Regions from separate parts of the Mus musculus genome. Here regions 1, 2, 3 and 5 are each linked to region 4. A link is a loop called in an ENCODE intact Hi-C map of the cell type or tissue named here. Cell type or tissue: heart. All regions are shown on one strand.

Region 1 (5,000 bases), 300 kb before region 4:
GGCGGTGGTTGTGTTGAGGTAAAACAGAGGGCTACGACGTCTATCCAACTCATCCCAGCTTTTCCCAAAACCCACAGAAATGTTGCTAGCTTGAAATAAATAGTTCTTACTGCCCAAAGAAGTACATTGGAGCGGGTTTTATCCCAATGGACTCCCATCTTAGCTCTGTTGCTGTTTGTCTTTGTTTTTGTTTTTTTGTTTTGGTTTTTTCAAGACAGAGTTTCTCTGTAGCCCTGGCTGTCCTGGAACTCACTCTGTAGACCAGGCTGGCCTCGAACTCAGAAATCCGCCTGCCTCTGCCTCCCAAGTGCTAGGATTAAAGGCATGCGCCACCACTGCCCAGCTTTTTGGTTTGTTTTTGTTTTTTGTTTTGGTTTTTTCATGCTGTTTGTCTTTGGCTGTTCAAAAAGCGTGTAAGAAGAGGAGAGGTGATCTCTAGGGAGTGCGTCATCATATGACAACGGTCACCATAAGAAGCTCTCTCTGAAATGGTCCAGGGGAACTTCTAAGGTGTGAAATGAGATCGCTTCCCTTCCTCCTTTCCCCTCCCTCTGCTTCCGATCCTTTCCTTTCTCTTGTGTTCTCTTTTCCTTTAGAGACAGCCTATGTCTCTGTGTATCCCTGGATGGCCTGAAACTCACAATCCTTCTGCCTCGGCCTCCCAAACGCTACAGTTACCACCGCAGCCACAGTTCTTGCCTAGCACAAAGCAATGGGAGAAACTGCTCTCCAGGCAGAGAGAGTGAGCGCAGCTCTGTTCTGAGTCCACCTGGATGTCCAGGATCTATTTCCCCCAAGCAGTTCTCAGCACTCCTTCAGAGGTAACAAGGGGAACGTCTCTGCCACAGACTGCCACAAGCAGGATGATTGACACTCTGGTGGCAATGGACACACTAGGTTTAAAACCCCTACCTCCTCTCCAGGAACAGGGAAGAGTGCTATCCACCATGGTGCTTATGCAGAAAAGCTGAGGGAAACGCACGAGGAAGTCCGTGGAAAATGCTCATTTATTATCGCCCCGCCCCCTGCCCCCTCTGCTCATTTACTACCGCCCCGCCCCCCTGCTCCTCAGGACGGTGCCACAAACAGAAGGAAGATCTAAACTAAGGACCAGGAGAGTGAGCTGCACACTGAAGGAATCAGATCCAGCTAATGATAAATGGGAAATATCAAAGGTAGTGAGTTAGGGAGAAAGGGGAAGCCTAGGTTCTCTTAACTTTCATTGTGAGGCTGAGTTGTGGTGGCACACACCTTTAATCCCAGCACTCAGGAGGCAGAGGCAGATGGATCTCTGTGAATGGGAGGCCACCCTGGTCTACAAGGTGAGTCCAGGACAGCCAGGGCTCGGTTACACAGAGAAATTCTATCAGAAAGAAAGAAAGAAAGAAAGAAAGAGAGAGAGAGAGAGAGAGAGAGAGAGAGAGAGAGAGAGAAAGAAAGAAAGAAAGAAAGAGTCTGACTGACTGACTGTCTTTTGTTGTCTTATGGCTGGTGGGCTATATTTCCCTTGATGACAGTTTCTTGTCTATGTCTCAGCCTCAATAATAGACCTATGTCCCAGGTAAGTAAGTCACTGTCTCCTGTTGACGGTGGAGCTGCCTTCCACCCGTGCCATGATCTATTCCTTCTCAGGTAAATAAGTAAGTGTGTGCTCAGAGCTGTATAGTGGCTAACCTGGGCTAAATTCTGCTCTTCCAGGGGTTTTCTAAGTAAGATAGCTTACGTATGCTCTTTGTACATTGGTTTCCTTAAAGGGTAGTAGTGACACCTACGCCACAAGATTAATTTTAATGTATGGAATTCATTTCCATACATTATGCTCCTTGGACAATGCCCACTCTGTGTGGCAAACTTAATTAGCCTTGTTTGCTGTCTCTGTGGGTTGTCACCTGCTGCCCCGGTTTTCCCCCTCCGCACCTTCCCTGGAACCAGATATAGACGTGAACTGCTCATCACTCTCCACAAGGGGGCAGTAGAGGCCTCTTCCCCACTTCTATTGGGGAGTCTACATCTTTGACCTACAGATTTCACCTACATTCCCGTGGAAAGACTGCTGTACAAACATTACAGGATCTGAGATTTGGGATCCTCACAGAAAAAGGTCAACACTGAGCAAAAAAGCTACAAACTTCTCAGGAAGAGCTACACCGCCACTCTATGGGGATTTTACAAGCATGTTTGCCCTTGATTATGTGGTCCCTGCTCAAGTAAATTCTTAAAACTCAGAAATACAACCTCCAGCCCCCATCCTTGAAGCCTACCTTGACCAGCTTCTTTCATGAACTGGACCCATCTTTGGCTGTCAACTCCCAGGATCAAGATGCAAAGAATGATGGCAATGGAAGGCTTCATCCTGCTATAGGGCCAGGAAAACAAAGATGAGCATGCCATTTCGTGGGGTGGAGGATGCTTCTGCAGTGCTGAGCTATCTATCCTTGCACACTGGTAACAAACCCCACTGGATTTCATACATAAACCCACACACATACAAACAAAGATTATAGGTAAGGGGATTTCAGGGAACTCTCTAGTTCTCCATTTCCTTGTATTTCATTAGAATCCCACTATCTAAGGGTTTGCAAATGGACCATTAATATAAAGCACATTGCACTCCAATCATGCCAGCTGAAACCCAACTGTAAAGGAAGTTTCCAGAGGGCTATGTGGGGGCTTTCTAACCAACATAGCTCCCTGCATTCTATCTGTAGAAGGCTATTGCACCCTTCCCTGAATTCACACAGAAGCACACTACAAGTTCCATGCAGAAAGCATAATATCCAGTGAATTCTAACCATCTAGTGGATTCAGGATAGAGATAGAACATTAAACACAACAAGCAAATGCTGGCGGGGAAAAGAATCTGCAAAGAGGAAATGCTGGAAAGTTCTGGCAACTCACCTCGTGCTGCGAGCTCCTTCTGGGACCCCAGGTGAGTGGCTTCTGTCCTTTGCTGAGGAGATGTGGCCGAGGATATCTATATATACTGTCACTCCACTAATGGAGCAATCCCTGTTTGATCTTGCATAATCCCACTTACCCATAATTTCTCTTTCAGAAGATAACTTTTCCTTCATGTACATCTTCTTTCCCCAGATTGCGCCATCTAGGCATTTCCAGAAATGTGGCCAGTTAGGACTTTCTGAAGTCTTCGCCATCCTGGTTGGAAATAATCAAGACAAATGCTTTATATCCAGTTTCTTGGGGGGGGGGAGCAATATTAGAAAGAAAAATATGAATGTGTGATAAATCATGGGATCCAATCCAAAGGCTAAGCTAATGCCCTTTCAAAGCTCAGTTCAGGTTTAAGCTGGAGCCTTAGGGAACAGGAGGATGGGAGGCAGAAGCTGGCATTTAGCACCCAACGCTGCGGAAGATCTCCAGACTCCAGTATACTCCATATTGCTATGGAAGGTCAGGGAGCAGACGAAATCTAGAGACTTTGATTAACCAGGGACACTAAACAATAAAACAATTTGCTTCAAAGTCACAAAGAAATAACACACCATAAAGATGAGGAAGGCTCCCTGGATGCTAAATTATCCTAACAATGGATTCAGGCAGAAAGTGGCAAGAGGAGACACAGGAATGCTGGGAAATGACATCAGGAAACAGCTGCTAGAGCCAGAAAAGCAGCTCTAGGTTTTGCCGTGGGAGTTTATCTTATAAGAAAGCCATTCAGACCATGGTCTTCTCTCCTTTACTATCCCCACCCCTTTACGCAAAAGAAAAATTAAATGTATTGAGTTCCCTAGAGAAAGAAGGACGGTATAGCTGCGACGTGGTAGGTGTGGTGAAGGTATCACATTTGGCCTCCTGCTCTAAGAGCCCTGGGCTGGAAGCAGAGGAAAGCAGAGGGGCTAAAAAGAGCCCACCCAGGAGGCAATAGCTCAGGGGTGTTCCCCAAGTTGTTTGCTACCAAGAAGAGAACTGTGGCTATCTCGTTGGAGATACAAGTTGATGTAGATAAACCTCGTAAGCTGGAAGGTGGTGAATAATACCCGAGAAGAAGAAGTAACAGCCTAGAAAAATGAGCGTGTAGAACTTTCAGTCATACTACAGGCCAGAGGATGCTATGGTGCTGTGGCAGACATTGATACATGTGACGCAGGATGGAGCAGACCAAGCGTGGACACCATGTTAGAGAATTGTTGTCATACATTAAAGCCTTGAAAAGAAAAAAATGCCTCTTCCTAGATTTGGCCTTTATTTTGGTTATTTTGAGCTCTGTGACTGAAAGGGAAAAAAAACTGTTCAAAGATTTTCGTCCCTTGGTCCTCAGCCAAGACACTGCCCAAGCTGCCTTTGGCTTAGGAAAAAGATTCTTCCGTGGCTGGCTTGGCTCACGTTGTCCTAGCAGTAAGCAGCTACAACTTCCCACAAGCCCTGGTTGCAAACCTCTTTGGGGAAGTGCTTCACAGAGAACTGTGTGTGAAACCTGCCGCCTCCTTTGTTCTGACTTCCTAGGCATAAACATTTGGTTCCGGGATTATGTATTGACTTCCTCAGCCACTTTAGACTCAAAACTCACCTCCCAAGTATCTACTTTTTCAAACCCCTCTCATCCCCCCTTCCCCTTCCTCCTTCCCCTTTCTCCCCCTCCTCCTCCCCGTCTCCCCCCTCCCTCTCGTCCCTTTTTAACCTGGCTTTATTTTATGTGTATTTTGCCCAAATGGATGCATGTGACCCACATGAATGCCTGGTGCCTGTAGAGGTCAGAAAATGATGTCAGCGCCCCTGGAACTGGAGTTATAGATAGTTGTGAGCTACCATGAGTACTGGGAATTAAACCCAGGTCCTCTGGTAGACCAGCGAGTGCTTTTAACTGCTGACCCATCTCTCCAGCCCCAACCCCCTTCTTTGATAGAAGGCAAGTGAGTATTTTTCCTACACATTAAGAAAAGCAATTTGCATGGACTTTTTCTTTACTAACAATGGTTTAACTAATCCGTTGAGAATTCTTTTAAGCTTTTTATTGATTCTTCGTGAAATCTGAAGTGCAC
Region 2 (5,000 bases), 53 kb before region 4:
ACAGAAACTCTAGGGCTAGTCTGAGAAATGTTTTGGATGCTGGGGATGGAAATCAGGTCCCCAGCTCTGTGGCAGACCTGTACTGCCAGCTGCCAGGCAGGGTGTTTCAGCTGCCTTCAAGACAATCCCGAAGGAGTGAGGTCAGGACACTGTACTATGGGGCTTTCTCCTAGGACTCTGGTTTATGAAGACCTTCCTGCCAGAGGCTGGAACATAGCTGTACTTAAGAAACTAGGCTTTGGGCTGGAGAGAGAGATGGCTCGGCAGTTAAGAGCACAGACTGCTCTTCCAGAAGTCCTGAGTTCAATTCCCAGCAACTACATGGTGGCTCCTAACCACCTGTAATGGGATCCAGTGCCCTCTTCTGGTGTGTCTGAAGACAGCTGCAGTGTACTAACATACATAAAATAATATTTAACAAAAAGAAAGGAAGAAACTAGGTCTCCTGCTCCTTACAGGGAGGGACAGCAGTACAGCTCAGGGAGACGGTGTCTGAAGTGTTTGAGGATTTGGACACCTGGAGGAAGCTCTAAGGAAGAAAGGGCTCACTCTGGACTAGTGCTATCAGAAGCAGACACGTTTCAGTGACTAACTTCCCTGTGAAGGTTGTATGTAAGATGGGTACACTTGGAAAAAGGAAGGCTATAACCAGCAATGACTGACAAAGCAGCCGGGGCAGCTGGTCTTAGCCAACAGGAACCTGTTTGGTATTTCCTTGTTCTTGGTTCAGTTGTGTCTCACTTTTCCATGGGCTCAGCGACCTTATCTGTTGTTAGTATTTTGTGGGATGGCTTCTATCCAACAGAGGAATGAACTGACCTAGCTCTGAGGCTCAGGGCAAATTCTATCAGTACTGAGCTTAGCTCTATGATAAGCAACTTGTGTGTGTGTTTGAGACCACACTGACCCAGCATACCTCTGTCCATCCTGAATGAAGCTGTTGCATTTGGCGAACCATGTTACCTCTGCATCCGTCAAGGGGGAAATCCTGAAGATCTCGTCTGGTCCTGTGGATGTGGGCCAAAATGTCTGAGCAGTCATGCAGAGGCCCCTTGAGGTCCAGGTCAGCCAGCAGGGTAGCTGAGCTTGGGGCAGCAGGGGCCAGAAAGGTTATCCTGGGGGCATTTAAGAGGAGAGACTGGTAATGTGTCATTTTGGCATTGGTGATGGACAGGCTTTGCCCCAGTGACAGTTTGTTAGCATCTTTGACCAGGAGGGCCATTTGTGATGATTTGCAAACAGTTGTTCCTGGGTCTCATTTCTGTGACAGGTAGGCCACTGGCTTGTGCCAGGGCCAGAGTCTGAGTCAATACCCCTTTCGGATCCCAGATCTCTCGTTCATGAAGAGATGGAAGGGCTTAGTCACTTCAGGCAACCCCAAAGCTTGTGTAGAAATTTCTTTCTGGTTTCAGAGAGCCACTTCTGACCTTCTCTTAATATATTTCCCCCTGGATCTAGGGAGGTCACCTGTGGTTGGCATAGTAGGGCCTTCTTAGTGGAGGATGGATGGTCCAAATATCCCTGGGCCTCCAAGAGGTCTGGGACTCCTCTAGGCATTTTTTGTTCCTGTTGCTACCATGAAGTCATTTATAAGCTGTTGAAGAGACTTTATCTTCAGGTTTTAGCAAGATAGAGTGTTGAGCTCTGTTAATTATAAGGAAGCTGGTGGGTTCCCCTCTAGTTTTAGGGTTACCCTGGGCATCTTTTTCTTTTTCAAGTGGGGGCATTTTTTATTTTTAGGGTGGCCCCCCTTACCTCTTTTTCTAGAAGTCATTTGTTTCAGACATCTCTTACACAGGGAGGCCACTAGCTGGCACCAAGGCCTGAGTAAGCAGGTTGGTTTCTGAAGTCATTTGTTTCAGTACTCTGGTTTGGCCATGGCTGCCAACAGGATCTTTGCCAGGTCCTGGAGTCTCTTGCAGTCAGTACTCTTAACTGCTGAGCCATCTCTCCAGCCCCACACTTAATCTTTTATTAAACATTTTTCCTCCTGGCATTATCATTAAGTCTCTCAGATTCTTTCTCTTAACCTCTCAACTCTCTGGATGTTTGTTTGTTTGCTTGTTTTTAATATCTGATTCTCCCTGGTTGATAAAAGCTAGAGCTACTGCAGCTTTCACTTTGGAATGTCTCTATGACACTCTCTAAGAAAGCTGCAGAACTTTCTGTCTCTAATATCTTATTTATCTTTGGCCAAATTGGTGGGCTGTCTTACAGCCCCTTTGAGACCTGCCAACAGAGACTGGAGGTAAGACTTAGAGTCCCTCTTTACCTTTAGTGGTGTTGAAGTCCCAATCTGGGTGGGTTTAAGGGAAAGCCAGCCTCAATAGATGCCTGGTTGCTAGTGAGTTCCCCTGGTTCCTGCTCTCTCTCTCTCTCTCTCTCTCTCTCTCTCTCTCCTGCAAAAGCTACTGGCAGTCATCCCAAGTGGGCTGATGGGTAAAGAGGACTGTTTCCAGTAGATTAATTACTGAAAAGGGGGAATTCTGAGTTCTTCAGTTATAAGGTCACTAGTGGCAAAGGGCCAAAAGTGATGGGTGGGGTTGGTTTCCTTGATCACCAACTGGCCCTGCTGTTTGCAAAGGTAGGACAGCGGACTCAGGCTCAGAAGGCAGCCCTCAACCCCGCCCCAGAGGCTTTGTGTTCCTGCAGCAGGTCTCCCCTCCCCAGCATGCTGTGGGGCTGCCTGGGACAGAGCTGCTGTTTGCCTGAGGGGTTGAATAAGGTGGTGGTGCTGCCTGGTGTCTGGGGAGAAAAAGTTTTCCTCATGGTGACAGAAAGATTTTGTCCCCTAGTTTTAACATAGTGAAGTTGAAGGCATCTATCCCATGTTAAACGTCTGTCAGAAAGTTGCCCCTTAGCATAGGCAACAAAGACAAAACACGAGAAAAATTCCAGGGACTCTGCACTTCAACACGCTACCTGAAAACAACCAGAAGGTGGCGCTCATATACAAGAAACTCATCCCCTCCTCTCAGATAGAAACAAAAGTAACCAGATGGTGGCTCTCTGAGCCCACGCCCACCCCAGACAGGGACTCAGAATGTCCTCTGGTCCCATGTGGCCATGGCCCCCTAGCACGCCTGCTTTAACCGCTTTTGGCCACAAAGGCAGATTTAAGACTTTTTTTTTTTTTTTTTTTTCCCCCAGAACAGAATTACAGATGTGGCACCACTCAGAGTTTATGAACAGACAAAGGCATACATAAACACATGGACAGACTCACAGACTCAGACAGATATTATAGGTATTGAGACTCTTCCCCGGGGGTCCTGGAGGCCTTGGAGTTCCTGGCCAATGCACCAAAATGTGCCAGGAAACATTCATGAACCCCCAAAAGATCACCGAGGAACTGAATCTGATGCAATCACATTAGGGTCCCACACACTGTCTCTGACACAGGAGAATGGGAAGGGGTGCCTGAGGCCAGTTTCAGGCAAACATTTATAGAGGCAGGAAGGGGGTATCTAGCCTGGTACGCATCTCACTGGGGGACATAATGCTCTTTAACATAGTTGGCTGGTGCTGGGAGCCAAGCCATAAACTTAAGCTTCTGTTTCCCTCCTGACACGGTTGTTAGGCAGGGTCAGCTTATAATCTGGAGGTGCAGATTTGTTGGGGAATAATCTGGAAACTGATGTTTGGTACTGGCCTGTTAGTTAGCTTGAGTTCAACCTTAGATCAGGTCCTCTAAGATGGAATCTGAACCTAAAAGGCTTGGTCTCTCGGGAGTATTTTGCTGAGTGAGAGAAGTTGGTCTGAAACTCTCTTTTGAGTCGTTCTGTGGTTTAGGTATCGGGGCGACTGTTGCCTCATAGGACGAGTTTAGCAATCTTCCTTTTGTTTGTATTTTGTGCGATATACTTTGAGGAGTATTGGTATTAGCCCTTCCTTGAAAATCTGGTAGAACTCTGTACTCCGTGCTAAAACCATCTGGCCCTTAGATTTTCTTTTCAGTTAGGAGACTTTTAGTGATTGCTTTTATTTCCTTGGGGGTTATAGGACTATTTAGACAGTTTACATGGTCTTGACTAGGTTCTTACTTGTTTGCAAAAATCTGTGTTACAGAAGATTTCTTGCCATCTACAGAGGGTTAGGATTAAGCACAAAGCAAATGCAGATTCAACAAAATGAGACCTGGTGAGGTTCACTGTAAGACTCTTTGTTGACATTTGTTTGAGGTCCTGGGAATAAACCACAATACTTTGTGGGGAAAAGAAAAAAGAAAAAAACGGGAAATAGGTTGAAAAATTGTTATGACATACCTTATTGTGTGTATGAATTTGGCTATTATCTTACCAGAGCCCACGTGTGGATATTAGAAAAGAACACGTAGAAACTGGTTCTGCCTTTTCACAATGTGGGCTTTGTACATAAAACTCAGGGTTGATGACAAGGTGCCATTACCCCAGCTTCAGGTATTTTTTTATGTTCTGGTGATCTCAAACTCACTGTACGACTGAGGTTGAACGCATTTCTCATTGACTACCCAGTATATGTCATGATTAGAGGCCAAGACCCCTTGAGTGAGCCTTTACTGTACTCATTTGTATTTCATGATGCCCTAAATGCATATTTAATCTGTTTCCTCTGGGAAACCTTGTGTTCTCAGGGGACATTTTATCCTGCTTGCTTGTATTGACACGCTATTTCTGACTGTCTCTGTCCCTCTCTCATTCTCTTTCCTTGTCTGTCTCTAAATCTCTCTGTATCTCTGTGTCTCTCTTTTTCCTTCTCCTTAATTTTTTTTCGAGAAAGAGTTTCTCGGTGTAGCCCTGGCTGTGCTGGAACTTGCTCCATAGACCAAGCTGACTTCAAACTCACAGAGACAGAGCTGCCTCTGCCTCTCAGGTGCTGGGAATAAAGGCCTGAGCTACCACTGCCCAGGATCCAGTTTCTTTGGCCTCTGCAAAGACACTGGACTCTTGGTTTTGGAAAAAGCCAGAGAGACAAGGAAGCATGGTAGATTTGACCAGTGCATTTTCTATTGAAAAGTATCA
Region 3 (5,000 bases), 96 kb before region 4:
TCAATATGCAGACCTGGCCGGCCTGAAAACTCACAGAGATCCGTTATTAAAGATGTGTGCCACTATATCTGGCTCCATACACATAACTGAAAAAACAAAAACTTAATTGTTTCTTAGCACAATCCAATCAAATTCCAAAATCCTTACACTGGCCTACAAGGCCCTTCAAAATCTCTCACATCACTAAAGCTCAATGTCAAACAGCACTACTTCCTGTAGCTCAGTCAGTCTCGCTACCAGCCTTTTGCTGGTGAACTTCTGCTTCAAGCCTCTGCGCTTGTTTTTCCTTCTTCCTAGAACTGTCCTTACCCCAGACTGTTCCAGAGCTCATTTCCTTCTATGCTCAGGTTTCTGGTCAAATAGACTTCTCACAAAGCCCTCCCCTTACCATGCAAAAGAAAGCCACAGCCTCAGCACTGTCACTGCCACCACCATCTCTTCTCGCTTTACTTTCCAAAGCTGTTGTCAACTTCCCAATGCTATTGCCATGACTTTGATAGTGGCTTCCACGTAATCAAGCTCAGAAGTACAGGTTTTAGTCTGGTTGATCCCACTGTCAGATCCCTACAATTTATGGAACAATAGCAGCTTGTGTTTTGGAGACAGGGTCTCACTATGAAGACCAAGCTGGCCTCAAACTCAAGAGATATACCTCCCTTTGCCTCCCAACCCATAAACATGTATGGCACCAGTTCAAACTCAATAACAACTTTTATTATGACCACTTTCTCCTCCCCAGTTAGTAGTGACTCATCTTCTATTGTAAAACATTGTATGTAAAAAACAGGTTACTGGTATGAACAAAGTAGAGAGTTATTTGCATAAAGAACGATAGACTAACTGTAGAAATATACTTAATTGGTAAAAATCACAACCAAAAATGGTGCTAAAAAAGTCTGCTTAGGATGGGAGATAAGATGATGTTCAAAGGAGAAAAATGATCTGAAGCGAGGTTAAAACACCAAAACTGTCTGTCTCTCTCTCTGGGTGAGCCAGAATGTCTTGATAAGGACAGAGATCCCCAATCAGATGAAGTTAATGGGCTACATCTTCTAAAAGCTTAATTGAGGCTTTGAAAAACAAATGATTTGAAGGTAAAACAGTACTATATCGACCTTTACCGGGACCTCGTACATTCCCCCAGACCCCTGTGTCATTACAGATAACTACAGGGAAAAAAAAAAAAAAAAAAAGGAAGCCTAAAAGATTAAATGGTTAGACAACCAAGAGACAAGAGGTTTGGTCTTCAAGGACTCAGGGAAATGACTTTACTAAAAAAGATCTAGTTTTACAAAGAATAAAAAAAGAAGAAAAAAAGAAAAGAAAAATTTTATGTTTTGAAATGCGGTCTCACTGTGTATCCCTGGCTGGTCTGGAACTCACAATCTGTCCTGATCTGTCGTCAACTGCCTACAGAGCGCTGGAATTAAAGGCCTGTGCCACCACGCCCAGCGTATTCGTGTTTCCTTGTAAACTAGAAACTTCTTAACCCCACGATCTCTATTATTGCTCTGATAAGAGCATCAAAGTCAACTTCAATGACTAAAGGAGTTAGGGCTCAACTACGTTACATAAATTTCATTCCAATTAAATTTGGTAAATTACAAAAAGCAAGGCATTCTGGAGTCCGATGCGCAGTATTAAGTACTAAGTAGCTAATGTGCAAAATATCCAAAAGGCCTTTTAAAAAGTGAGAGGAAAAAAAAAAAACCCACAACCAGTCAAGCAGTAAGAATTTTTAAGTTCAACTCAAAGTAAACAAGCAAACAACTGCGTTAATCACAGTTAATGCAAACAATGGAATGCAACTGCAGAGTTCTCTGGAGCGGGGAAGGGCTGCCAAGCTCGATTTTCTGGCTGCTCTACTTCAGCGAACCAATTGCACCAAGAGTTCCCGAGCTCCGGTGGGATGTGCCGGGTTGGGCCGGGGAGAGGCGCGCGGGGACTGGTTCTGAGCAGGGCCGGGCTCCGGCCGGCGGGGACCGTCAGCAGCGCCGGGCAGACAGCAGCGGCCGCGCCAGGCACGACCCCGCTTTTGTTTATGGAGGCGAAGGCGGGAAGGGCCGCTCCGCAGAGGGAAGGCGGCCTAGCCCAGCCCGCGGGGCCGCCCCGTAGGGCGCGGGCTCACCTTGGACATCATCTTCTTCAGCTGACTCTCGGACACCGCCATGGCGCGCTCCTCCGTCCCCACAGGCAGAGGGTAGGCGCCACGGGGCCGCCCCAGGCCGCCAGACAATCGCCGCCGCCGCCGCCCCGCCCCTGCGAAGCAGGAAGCCGGCACGTTGTGCTTCCGCTTCCCGCGCGTCACTTCCGGGGCCGCTGGTCTGCGGTGCGAAGTCGGGCGAGAGATCAGGTCCGGTCCACGGGTGCCCGTGGTGCGGTTGTTTGCAAGCCTTTCGCGGTCCCGAAGTCCCGGCCCTCTCGCGAGCCTTGCCACCCGCTGCGGCTCGGAAGGTCCTGGGCTCGCGTCGCTCACAGAACTAGCTCGTGGACACTCTAGACACTTTTAGGTGACTGCGCCCGAGGCACCTCTGATTATCACATCCGTTTTTGTTACTGCAGTTTAAACGCTCGAAAGCCCTTCATGTCAAGTTCGCAAGGGCAAAGGAGATTTTTTTTCCCCCGTTAGGAAGCTATGCGGTAATTTTCTCCTCTGGATACTTTCCCCTAACAATTCCAGTGTGCCCACATAAAGATTAGACAGGCCGCAGTCTGCCTTGCTTGAGGGCAGGCTTCTTTTCAGATTATAAAGAATTTACCCCTTCAAACTTCTGAGTTTGAAGCCTCTCCAGTGTTAATCCCAAAAAGGCAAGGAGCAAGATCATGGACCCAAATCATCATAGCCAAATTAATTAAAGCAAGCAATTAATTAAAACCTTTTAATTTGTGTACAGGAAGTCAGCTTTGGACATAGGCTAGAAAATTGGTCTTATAGCTCAGGGGTAGGGAGTTTCCAAATGGGTGATTTGGCAGGTACATAGGCGGGTTACAGGAACAGAACAAAATGGCCATAACACATCTTGTGAAACAAAGACGTGGTTGCAAGGGGGTCTTAACAAGGTACTCATGACAAAGTGACCATGACAGGTGGTTATAAGGACAGGTGGTCATAATAACCTTTTGAAACAAAGGCATTGGGTGCCGTATAGAAACATTTGAAGATAAGGTTACAGGTGGGGCATAGCCCAAACCCTTGAGAAACAGATTTAATCATAAACAGGAACGATGCTGATGGCTTTCAAGCCTAAAAATGGAGACAGGCTGGCCTCATCACCAGCCCAATTTTCAGATCTTAATTGCCTTGTAGAATACAAGAGGTGATACTCAATCTCAATTGAGTTTCTATTTCCAATAAATGCTTGTTAGAGGGGCTGAAGGGATAGCTCAGCAGTAAAGAGTACTTGTTGCCCTTGCAGAGGGTTAGGGTTAGGTTCTCAGTTACAGGGACTCCTGATAGCCTCCATGGGCACCAGGAATGCAGATGGTACACACACATCCAGTGCAGGCAAAACACTCATGCTGGTAAAATAATCTTTAAAATAAAAAGCGACATATTAACCATCAATTCTTATTACTTTTTATTTTTTAAAAAAGATTTATTTATTATTATGTCTAAGTACACTGTAGCTGTCTTCAGACACTCCAGAAGAGGGCGTCAGATCTCATTACAGATGGTTGTGAGCCACCATGTGGTTGCTGGGATTTGAACTCAGGACCTTCGGAAGAGCAGTCGGAGCTTTTCCCCGCTGAGCCATCTCACCAGCCCTCTTAATACATTTTATAAATACAATCATCTAAAGTATAAAGCCTAGTATAGACAGCAGTGAAAGAGAATACATCTGGGTGATCTTAGTATATAATCAATTCCTTTCTAAATCCAAGGTCACGGACGGCCTAAGGGAAAGTGCGTGGCAGGTGTCAGCATACTCTATCTTAAAAGGGAACATCAGCCTTGAGTAACTTTAGCTCCAGTCAAACTCCAGTCTAGCCTACTACCCACTGTTTCAGTTTAAAATCACGTCTTGGCCCTGGGGAGAGGGCTTAAGGGGTTAAAAGCACTTGTTCTACAAGTCTGAAGGCCAGACTTCAGGTTTCACAGGGTATTCCCACCCATGACTGTAGCAACATCTATACTACCAGCTTCAAGAGGGGTGAAGAAGGATGGCTGGGGCTTGCTGACTTCCGGCCTCACAAAGAGGTAAGCCCCAGGCTCAGGAGGAGACTGTTGTGGGGTCCTCTTAAATTCAACTTAACTCAAATGCTAGGTCAGTGCAGATGACAAAAATTTACTTTTTTGTCAGGGCAGCAGAGCATACTTGGGAGTGGACACTGAAGAGATGTTGAACAGCTTATTTAAAGGATGAAACCATAAAGCAAGGGGGAGTGGGGTGGGCTATAGCATTGTCCAATCATATTTTGACACAATGGGTTGAGCAAGGGAGTTTCCGTCAATTAGGATCAAAGTTGGTCCCTGGGCCTGGGAACATGAACTTAGTTTGACCCTGTCCGAAAGATGGAGAAGTTGTCCTTGAGATGTCTGGACTTAGACAACTGTTTCCTTACAACAAAAGCTGTTCAGCTGTTGAGAAATCTTTAGCTTCCCTGGGGCCTGGGACCTGGAATTTAGTTTCTATGGTTAAATGGAGTGTGAAAATGCGATGGTAGTCCGTACAGTAAATTTCTCTGGCTTGTTGCCAACAGGATGAGTGATGGAGGGCACTGAATGCCTTATGTCTCCCTCTTTTTTTTTCTGGTTTTTTGAGACAGGGTTTCTCTGTATAGTCTTGGCTGTCCTGGAACTCATTTTGTAGACCAGGCTGGCCTCGAACTCAGAAATCCACCTGCCTCTGCCTCCCAAGTGCTGGGATTAAAGGCGTGCACCACCACTGCCCGGCTCCCACGATGTCTTTAAACATAACTGAGAAGCACTCATTTTAAACTTTTCTTAAAGCTACAGCTTACTGAGAAGTCCCTTTAACTAGAGCATCTCTACACATGTA
Region 4 (5,000 bases):
AGCTTGCCTAGCTGAAGGCTTCCAGTGGAGGTCAGCCCAGAAAGCGCAAGACCCTGTCTCAAAGTACAGTGATGGGATGAGTGACCCACCTGTAGTCTCAAGGCTTTGAAGGGGAAGCAGAGGGTCAGGAGTTCAGTCATCCTCTTCTCAAGCTGATCTGCCCTTTGGGGGTAGAACAAGGGCTTTTCCTTACAGGTCAGTTAAGAACGCTCTTATTTAAGAAATATACAAGTAGGGGCTGGAGAGATGGCTTGGTGGTTAAGAGTTCAATTCCCAGCAAGCACATGATGTCTTACAGCGATCTGTAATGAGATCTGATGCCCTCTTCTGGTGTGTCTGAAGACAGCAACAGTGTACTTACATACATTAAATAAAAAAATTAAAAAATTAAAAAAAAGAAATATACAAGTCATTACTTGTATAACAAGAAGTTATACTCCTTTCTTGGTATACAAGTATACAGTTATACAAGAAATGAATAAGTAGCACTCGCCCAGGGTGCACCAGGCCCGAGGTTTAATTGGGAGTACTACAAATAACCCAGTGTGCTCCAGGCGCCCCCCCCCCTTATATATACAAATATGTTTATTTATAACTATAATTTTGTGTCTGTGGCTTATATATTAAGATACGGGCTTCTGATAGAGCCTGAAAGCCTAGCACTCCTCAGGCCCCCCAGACAGGGTCTCAGTGTAGCCCTGGCTATCCTGGAAGACCAGGCTGGCTTGGAACTCCACCGTCCCCCCACCCCCTGAGTGCTGGAATTAAATTAATTAGTTAATTAAATTAATTAAAGGCATGTACCACTACACCTGATTAATCGTATTAGCAGTTTTAAAGCTGAGGCAGGAGGATTTAAAAAAATAAAATAAAATTAGGGCCAGCCTGGGCTACAGATGAGACTGTCTCAAAACAATCATACAAACAAAAAAGAAATTACATGTATACTGCTTGTTTGTACACATGTTAAGTAAGGTCCTTCTGACTGTGTTCTTCCCATGCCCCCTCCAAAAGAGTCTAATCTCCGGCATGAATGTTCTTGGAGACAGGCCTCTTAATGCTAAGTGAGGTCATTGTGGGACCTGACCCAAATGACTCATAAAAGAGGAAGTCTAGAAAAGTAACTGCTCATAAGGGTCAAGTGAGAGGCAGACGGCTCTGCTGGCCTTTGAGGCCAGCCAGGGCTCCATAATGATACCCTGCCTCAAAAATAAAATAAACATAAAAAAAAATAAATAAAAAGAAGGAGAAGGAGGAGGAGAAGGGGGCGGGGGGGGGGGGAGGGGGAGGGGGAGAAGAAGAAAGACAACTAAGATATTTTCGTTAAACTAAAGGGCCAGAGGCCAGGAAGTGACACAATGTTTTCCCACCTCAACTAAAAGGCAAGAAGATTGACTAAGCATAAGGCAAGGAAGATGGGCGGGGCAGGTCACGGTCTGTGGACACTTTTTTAGTTTATTGTGAAGCAGTTGAAGTTTTGATACCCGTGCAGCAGCCATTGAAACGGAGGACACTCCACTGACATAAAACCCAGTAGCACACAAGGATGTGTGTACAATATTTACTGCAGGCTTCGGTGTTTCAGCAAAACCCTGGAAATAACTTGGATGCTCTCAGGAGGGCAGGAACATTCACGGTGACCCACTCAACTTTTGATATTGGAGCGAGGTAGTTTAATGTGAAAGAATTATGTAGTATATGGGCTTTGAGTAATGAGGGATTGCTTAGTAAGAAGAGTTCTTGAAAGTTCCCTCTCATGTGTCCATGGGTCCCTCATGTGCTACAACTTGGCTTTTGAGAGAGGGTCTCTCGTTGGGACCTGTGGCTCCCTGGCTAAGGTGTAGTCAGAGAGTCCCACAGACAGTCCTGTCTGCTGGCCCAGTGATGGAAGTCTCCAACATGTCCACAGAAGCTCACCACCAGCTCTCTGAAATAACATCCAGGAAAGAATTCCCTGTCTCTACAGTTGAGATTCAGACCTTCTTGCAGATGATGGGATTATGGGTCACTGGGTAACAGATCTGTGGAACTTGCTGGAAATCTGCCTGGTGAAACTTGCTGTCTGCCTCCTAGGGTGCTGGGGGCCGTCTTATCGTAGTTCCTGCAGGGCTGCCAGAGGGTGAGAGTGGGAGGAGCCTGAAGCTGGCTCAGCACACAGTCTCACACAGCAGGAGCCTGGGGCCCCAGAGGCAAGAATGGAGCCTGTCCAGGGTTGGGGGACGGGGCGGGGCGCACAGAGGCTCTAGGACATAGAGTACCTGTTCTTTCCATGTTTCTCTGCTGCCCTCTAATGACAGAACTCCATCACTGCAAAGGAAAAATATTTAAAGGGCCTAGAACTGTTTTCCATGGAGCAGTCAAAAAGGGTAAATTTGGAGCTGAGACAATAAATTGGTAACTGTCTTAGTCAGGGTTTCTATTCCTGCACAAACATCATGACCAAGAAGCAGTTGGGGAGGAAAGGGTTTATTCAGCTTACACTTTCCATATTGCTGTTGATCACCAAAAGATGTCAGGACTGGAACTCAAGCAGGTCAGGAAGCAGGAGCTGATGCAGAGGCCATGATGCATGGCTTCTTACTGGTTTGCTTCCCCTGGCTTGCTCAGCCTGCTCTCTTATAGAACCCAAGACTACCAGCCCAGGGATGGTCCCACCCACAAGGGGCCTTTCCCCCTTGATCACTAATTGAGAAAATGCTTTATAGTTGGATCTCGTGGAGGCATTTCCTCAACTGAAGCTCCTTTCTCTGTGATAACTCCAGCCTGTGTCAAGTTGACACAAAACTAACCAGGACAATACCACAGAATTACTCGTCATGGCTAAGAACTAGAAATAGGGCTGGTGAGATGGCTCAGTGGGGTAAGAGCACCGGACTGCTTTTCCGAAGGTCCGAAGTTCAAATCCCAGCAACCACATGGTGGCTCACAACCACCCGTAATGAGATCTGACTCCCTCTTCCTGGAGTGTCTGAAGACAGCTACAGTGTACTTACATGTGATAAATAAATAAATAAATAAATCTTAAAAAAAAAAAAGAACTAGAAATGACCTGGACATCCTCAAAATGATAGTGAAAGAACCTAGGTATTCTCACAGCGATAGGACCAATCAAGACTACTGAACACTCATTCTGTGAGGTGCTGGGGCAGACACTTTAAAATGTATCAATCAGCAGGTCACACCTGTGATCCCAGGCCTCCGAGACAGATGAATCTCTATGAGTTAAAATTAGCCTGGTTCAGGCCAGCCTGAGAGACACTGTGAGACTCTGAAAAAGAAAACACAACACCCCTAACAAAACAGCAGTACAAAAACTAAGAGAAAGTGACAGATCTATATCCATTATTCTGGAGGAATTTTAGGAGTGTTGGCTTTTTTAAATTTTATTTTATTTCTTTTCTTTTCTTTCTTCCTTCCTTCCTTCCTTCCTTTCTTTTTTTAAAGAAAGGGTCTCGTGTAGAGACCCTCCTAGTCTTTAACTCACTGTGTGACAAAGGTTGACTTTGGGTAACCTTGAACTCCTGACCCTCCTGATTCTACCTCCCTAGTATTGGCTTACAGGCAAATACCACACACCTCACCTGGCTTCTAAGGGCTCATAACTGTTTTTGTGAAGTGAAAAAGGACAGAAGAAAAGAAGGGTGTAGGGATAAAAACATCTCCAAGCGGGACCGGAGAGAGAGCTTATTGGCTAAGAGCACTTGCTGCTCTTGTAGAGGAGCCCGTTTCAGTTCCCAGAGCCCACGTGGTGGCGTATAACCATCTGTGATGACAGTTTCATGGGCTCTGTTGCCCTCTTCTGACCTCTGGGAGCACCAGGCATGCACAGAGCGCTTACACACTGGCCAAACACTCATATACATAAAGTCCTTTTTGGAAAAGTATCTTCAGGGCTGGAGGGATGGCTCAGCGGTTAAGAGCACTGACTGCTCTTCCTGAGGTCCTGAGTTCAATTCCCAGCAACCACATGGCGGCTCATAACCATCTGTAATGGGATCTGATGCCCTCTTCTGGTGTGTCTGAAGACAGCAACAGTGTACTCTCATACAATAAATAAATACATCTAAAAAAGAAAAGAAAAGAAAAGAAAAGAAAAGAAAAGAAAAGACTCTTCAACAGAGCCTGGGTCTGCAAAGAGCTTCAAGGTCTAGCACTTGTCCCTAGTACGGGGGATACTACACTAACAACCCAGTGTGCACCAGGCCCTCAGAATCACGGGGTTACCACACACGCAACCTCCAACAAAAACACAGGGAGGATGAACTGACGAAAGGAGACAATAAAAGACTTAGACTGGTTTGTTGCCTTCCTCCCAACTCCCTCTCTCAGAAAGTCTTGTGGGCCTTAGCCCCTCACCCTGAGCTATCCAGGCTATGCCACCATACCCCCAGGCCTTGTGGTTTTTATTTGCTTACTTGTTTATTTTGTGGTGTTGAGGATTGAATCAACATGTTAGGCAAGTGTCTAGCTACACCCCCAGTCTACTTTCTACTGGCCAAAAGGGAGAGTTGACTTACATGGTTAGCTACTGCAAGCGGATTCAGTTAACTAAGGTATGCATGTATGTAAAAGACATGCAAGACATGCTTTTTTCCTTTTTTTATTGCTTCTTTGTGAATTTCACGCCATGCACATCAATCCCACTCATTTCCCTGCCCCTCCGTATTTACTCTCTGCCCTTGTAACCTCTCACCAAAAAACAAATAGATAAGTAAATAAAAAACCCACAAAAAACCCAACAAAAACAAAACAAGAAAACCCAACCCAACCAAACCAAACCAAACCAAAACACAACCCCCCCAAAACCCAAATACCAAAAAACAAAAATAAAACAAAAACCCAACAAAAACAAAACAAAACAAAACACCCCAACAACAAACAAACAAATCTTGCCATTGAAGCTGAGTTGTGTCTTGACGGTACACTCTTTTGCCTAAACAACTTTTCTTGCAAATATTCATTTTAATGAGTCGGTCTGGTTGGCTTCTGCCATGCTATCA
Region 5 (5,000 bases), 170 kb before region 4:
TCCTCTTCCTCTTGCTTGCTACTTGCTCTGGTGTCTCTTAGAACTCACCTTCACTTTTTTCTTTTAAAAAGTTAAATTTCATTTCTCTTGTTCTGACTTTTTTAAAAAAATAATTTTAACTATATATAGGGGGAGAGAGACTCTATGAAGGTCAAGAGGGTATTGGAACCTCTGGATCTGGAGTTACAAGCTTTTGTGATATTAATGGCAGAGCCATCTCTCCAGGTCCAACTGTTTGACTTTTTAATTTTTTTAAATTTGCGCTCTGCTGAGGGACTCAGGCCTTGGTGTATGCAAGACAAGTGTCCCTGTCCTGGCCACACTCCTAGCCTGTTGTTTGTTATAAAAGAGATCACAAGGGATACAGACAAGCGAAAATAAGGGGGGGCTGTGAGCTTCATTCCCTCTCACATGATCCCTGCATATCCAGCACCCTGCAACCAGCTTGTTCAAATCTTGCTCAAGACTGTAATAGACCTTAATCTGCAGTGAACACATCCCTTCCGGGGAGATGGGTGAGCAGGGTTGAAAGTCACAGTTCTTCCCATCACTAAGGAAATCAAAGCAGTTGCAAACTCCATTTCACATCCTATCAGTGGTGGAGTACCTTAAGATTCACATACGGTTGATCGGGAGCTGGGAGAGGAACAGGAACTGGCCTCACAGCTTAATGAGACCTCTAGAAAGACGTTTAAAGGCAGAGGGGGTGTGTGAAAACAAGCAAGGGCCCTGATACTCCTTGGTAAGGCTAAACACAAATGCCTGCGGGATGGCATGGGAGAGGGCAGATATGGATGTAAGCTGGCAAGCCATCAGAAGCTGAGCCGCACCCCCCTCCCCCCATGGTTTGGGAGATGGAAGTGGGGCAGGAGAAAGGCCCATCTGATAGGCTGCTATGGCGGATAGACCGGCACGGTGCTGGCATGTGCTTTCACACAATATTTACTGAAGGCCTGTTGCTTGCCAGGAGTTGTTCCCGGCGCCGGGAACAGCAATGAAGAAAGTGACCAGGGTTTTTTCTGAGTCTCACAAGTTTTCCGGTGAAGGAGGCGGAGGATCGATGCATTTCGGGCTCCTGCTTCTGAGGCTGAGGAGCATGTCGGGTTGGCCTTTCTTTGGGGTGTCGCAGCACACGTGGAGCCACTCTTGCAGGGACATCGTGCTGCGCGCGCCGCCCCGGTCTCGGTGGCGCCTAGCCCGGCTGGACGCCCGCCCCCGGCCCAGCCTACACGTGGGTTCCCGCACGTCCGCTGGGCTCCCACTCTGACGTCAGCGCGGAGCTTCCATTTAAGGCCCCGCCCGCGTGCTGCTCTGCGTGCTGGAGCCACTGTCGCCGAGCTCGGGCCACGCTGCTTCTCCTCGCCAGTCGCCCCCCCATCGTGCACTAGCGGTACGGTTGGGCCCCACGCTGCCGGCACAGGGGGTCCCTATCCGGGGTGGAGGTGCAGGGTGTTCAGATTTGGGCACGCGTGGGCTACTGTGCTTTGGGGAACTGAGCAGGCGGCCCCACCCAGCCTGGGGCGGCGAGACCCGTGTAAAGAGGACTAAGGGGTGGCTGGCCTGAAGGTTGGGAGCCACCGAACGGGGGCGAGGGAGCGGTGCGAAACTTGAGCTCCCGTAACTCGAGCCCATGGGGGCCGAAAAAGCCTTGGCACGTCCGGGGCGGGTGCTTCGGAGCAGCCGTGCGGTTTGCATTTTCCTTTGCGTGGGCTCGGTGGAGTGGTTGTTTCCTGCAGATTATAGGGCGCTCTTGCCCTAAACGCATTTTGTTAAGAGGCTCGCTCCTGGTGTGACTGGGGATCGTGCTAAGCGCGCTGCGTGCGGAGAGGAAGCGGGAAGAGTCGCAGTCCTTCCTCTGCACCCTAGACGGAAGGAGGAAACCTGTAGCTGAGAGGCCTGCGACACCCATCGGGTCGTAGGTGGGAAGTAGAGGCACCCTGTCCTAATAGAGCACAGACTTGAGGTTTGCGTGAAGTAGATTCTCTGAGGGAAGAGCCCCACGCCCTGCCCCCAGTCAGCAGAGACCTCACAAGGCTGTCTAGAAATAGCAGCGGTTGTAAGGAGACCGGATTCCTGCTTGATGGCCCTAGGCTGCTTGCCCAGAGATCTTGTCCAGTCCTTTTGCACTTTGGAACGATTTCAAAAATAGACATGGTGCTTGCTGGGAAAGGTGGCCATCGCGGGGGTGGGAGTGGGCTCCAGGCCTCAGGCCCTCCGCAATTGTATCCCCATTTTGGAACTGAAGAAATTTCCCTTAGCGGCCACATCCTGGGTAATGAGGCCCCGCCCTGGTGGGTGAAGGCCCTAATCCTGTTAGTGGCATTTGAGATCTCACTCTGGCACCAGGCTAAGGTGGCTGCCAGCTCCACTTCACCGCGCTTGTGCTTTGGGCTCTAGTAAGGGCCAAACTTTGACGCCGAACTGCCTGCCAGAGGTCTCATCCATGGCCAGCAGTCGCTAGACCTATATATATGACACCTGATTCTGAAATTGCGCACGCGCACTGCCTTCCCCCGCCTGCCAGTCTTCTGGATCTGGGCTGGTCATACAACTTGGGTTCTTGCGGGGGTGGGGGGGTTAGGAAGGAAGCTTGCGCGTGCGCAGGCTTAAGCACGTTGCTATGCCTTGGGGTCGCACCTTGTGGCCGTTATTGGCGCCCTCTGCTCTTGATTTTTGGTACTTCCTGGAGCAACTTGGCGCTCTACTTGCTGTAGGGCTCTGGGTGATGGGAGAAGAGCGGGAGGGCAGCTTTCTAACCATATAAGAGGAGATACCATCCCCTTTTGGGGTTCATCAAGATGAGTAAGTCCTCAGGCGGCTACACGTACACGGAGACCTCGGTATTATTTTTCCATTTCAAGGTGAGAGCCTTCCTGGTGAGAGCCAGACCACACCCTGGCGCTGGCTATTCTTGGTTTTCCACTTCTGTTCTTTGTCACATTGTCACTTAATGGAAAAGGAGTCCAAAGGTAGCAAAGTCAGCGTTTTTTTTTTTTTTTTTTTAAATACAGGGACTTGGTGAGTATACCTTGGGCAGGTTACAATGACACACGGTGTATACCCCTTAGGTCTCAAAAGATTCAAAGTCCAAGATGGCAACCCTCAAGGACCAGCTGATTGTGAATCTTCTTAAGGAAGAGCAGGCTCCCCAGAACAAGATTACAGTTGTTGGGGTTGGTGCTGTTGGCATGGCTTGTGCCATCAGTATCTTAATGAAGGTAAGTGGAGATCCTTCATGGCCCAAGCCTATGGGTGGGGTGTGGGGGAGAGGACATCCCTACATTGTCACATTGTATGTAAAACTATCAAGGTTTGCACACACTCAGTCATCTGTGAAACATTTTGCAACATAATGATACACAAGAAAGGGATTATCCAAAGTAACTGACAGCCGGGCGCCTTTAATCCTCGCACTTGCGAGGCAGAGGCAGGTGGATTTCTGAGTTCGAGGCCAGCCTGGTCTACAAAGTGAGTTCCAGGACAGCCAGGGCTGTCTCCAAAAATAAAATAAAATAAAATAAAATAAACCACCAAAGTAACAGCGTCAAAGTATATACCTTTTCTTCTACTTTCTCAGTTACATGAACCTAGGGCCTCCAACATGCTAGGTAACCATTGACCTATATACCCAAATCTAAAGTGATTTTTGAATTGGAATTTATATGTGCATATTGATTAAAAATTAAAATCCTACTGAATAGGTTGTCTTGAACTTCTATTCAAATCCCACTGTTTCCTGGGGTATATAATTTTCCTTTGGAAAAATAACTGAGCACACCCATGTGAGAGGGTAAATTTTTGGTTCTCGCTTGCCTTATGGGTTCTGGAGATGAAATTCAGCTCAGCAGACGAATGCAGGAGCTGATTTCACACACACACCCCCAAGCCATCTCGGATCTAATTTTCTTATCAATCATAGGGCTAAAATTTAATTAGTTACAACTTTATCACTGAATTAGAAAACACTTTGAGGCAGGGTAAGTCAATGTTCTTGATTCATATGTAGTCCAAACTAGCCTTAAACTTGGAACAATCTTCCTGGGTGTTGGTTTATACGTCTGCAACATCACACCTAGCTTTGCAGAATACTATTATTCTGCAGGTATTAACTAAGACAGGGCTCCTGTCTATAAGTAGTTGTTTGTTTGTTTGTTTGTTTTTCTCCTTCTTGGAGACTTGACTGCCATTAAGGGCATGCATCGATATTCCTGACTTGGAGTGTTGCTTCTTTAATTGAGTCCTTCCTTCCCCCCACCGCACGGTCTCATGCTAAGCAATGGTCTACTCTGAGCTTCCTGCCTAGGCCTATTTGAAGCCTTGGTACTGGCCAACATTGCCCGGCTCCAATGGAGGGCTTGCAGGAGAGACACGACACGGGGCCTTTTGGGGAGCAATGAGAAGAATCAGAATTATTTTCCCATTTAACTAAACCGTTTGTCTTTTAGGACTTGGCGGATGAGCTTGCCCTTGTTGACGTCATGGAAGACAAACTCAAGGGCGAGATGATGGATCTCCAGCATGGCAGCCTCTTCCTTAAAACACCAAAAATTGTCTCCAGCAAAGGTTGGTTGTGGCCAGGTTCTCTTGCTGTCAGACTTAAGTTCCTCCTCGGGCCTGAACCTCCATCTCTATAGCTCTTTCAAAGACAGGAGGACCTTGGCTTACTTATGCACTGGTTCTCAGTACGTTATCAAAGCTTTGATCGCTAGCAGAGGATTTTAAGTGGAAACCTAATTTGCACATATATGGAAATTCTCTGAATTAGGACATGAGTAAGCTCCAAATTTACATTATTTGTTTCAAGTGTGTTTCAAGGCTAGGATGGATCCTGGGGCCGTGTACCCGCCAGGCCCAAGCTCTCACTGCAGAGTGACAGCCCCAACCTTGCTGCCCTGTGTCACATATAAAACAGCTGAGGACTTGCCCCCAGGGCCTGCCCAGTAGATGTTCTTGGCTTGACCTTTTACACTTCATTGGCGTGAGCCAGGAACCCACGGTTG

What was found. Peaks named below come from ENCODE experiments on the same cell type or tissue, not always from the same donor. Only the 100,000 strongest peaks of a DNase experiment are listed, where the experiment ranks them.
Region 1: a loop joins it to region 4, with 7 times the contacts of the local background. A loop is called at or near these places in 4 of 42 quality-filtered maps.
Region 2: it touches region 4 in a loop (7-fold over the local background); 34 of 42 quality-filtered maps call a loop at or near these places.
Region 3: a loop joins it to region 4, with 2.6 times the contacts of the local background. A loop is called at or near these places in 5 of 42 quality-filtered maps.
Region 5: it touches region 4 in a loop (4-fold over the local background); 6 of 42 quality-filtered maps call a loop at or near these places.

The regions. Positions count from the first base shown.
Region 1 is chr7:46,712,749-46,717,748 of GRCm38, forward strand. Saa3 (serum amyloid A 3) reads right to left here and starts at 2,928. Exons shown (of 4, transcript NM_011315.3): 1 at 2,899-2,928; 2 at 2,262-2,356. The coding sequence starts at 2,352. In heart, a CTCF peak has its summit at 1,965 (motif pointing right); no DNase peak of the experiment used is centred here.
Region 2 is chr7:46,960,479-46,965,478 of GRCm38, forward strand. All of the region lies in intron 1 of Gm39012 (a long non-coding RNA gene), which reads left to right. Among named protein-coding and RNA genes, the nearest start is that of Uevld, 4.5 kb to the left of the region's middle. In heart, a CTCF peak has its summit at 2,933 (motif pointing right); DNase peaks (open chromatin) are centred at 2,603 and 2,963; H3K4me3 peaks cover 428 bases; H3K27ac peaks cover 1,281 bases.
Region 3 is chr7:46,917,693-46,922,692 of GRCm38, forward strand. Tsg101 (tumor susceptibility gene 101) reads right to left here and starts at 2,277. Exons shown (of 10, transcript NM_021884.4): 1 at 2,129-2,277. The coding sequence starts at 2,170. In heart, a CTCF peak has its summit at 2,047; a DNase peak (open chromatin) is centred at 2,279; H3K4me3 peaks cover 2,815 bases; H3K27ac peaks cover 1,718 bases.
Region 4 is chr7:47,013,695-47,018,694 of GRCm38, forward strand. No RefSeq gene overlaps it. Among named protein-coding and RNA genes, the nearest start is that of Gm32031, 7.6 kb to the left of the region's middle. In heart, CTCF peaks have their summits at 374 (motif pointing left) and 2,298 (motif pointing left); DNase peaks (open chromatin) are centred at 1,077 and 2,197; H3K4me3 peaks cover 422 bases; H3K27ac peaks cover 1,536 bases.
Region 5 is chr7:46,844,528-46,849,527 of GRCm38, forward strand. Ldha (lactate dehydrogenase A) reads left to right here and starts at 1,277. Exons shown (of 8, transcript NM_010699.2): 1 at 1,277-1,390; 2 at 3,069-3,218; 3 at 4,446-4,563. The coding sequence starts at 3,093. In heart, a CTCF peak has its summit at 2,666; DNase peaks (open chromatin) are centred at 1,284, 2,014 and 2,184; H3K4me3 peaks cover 3,206 bases; H3K27ac peaks cover 2,953 bases.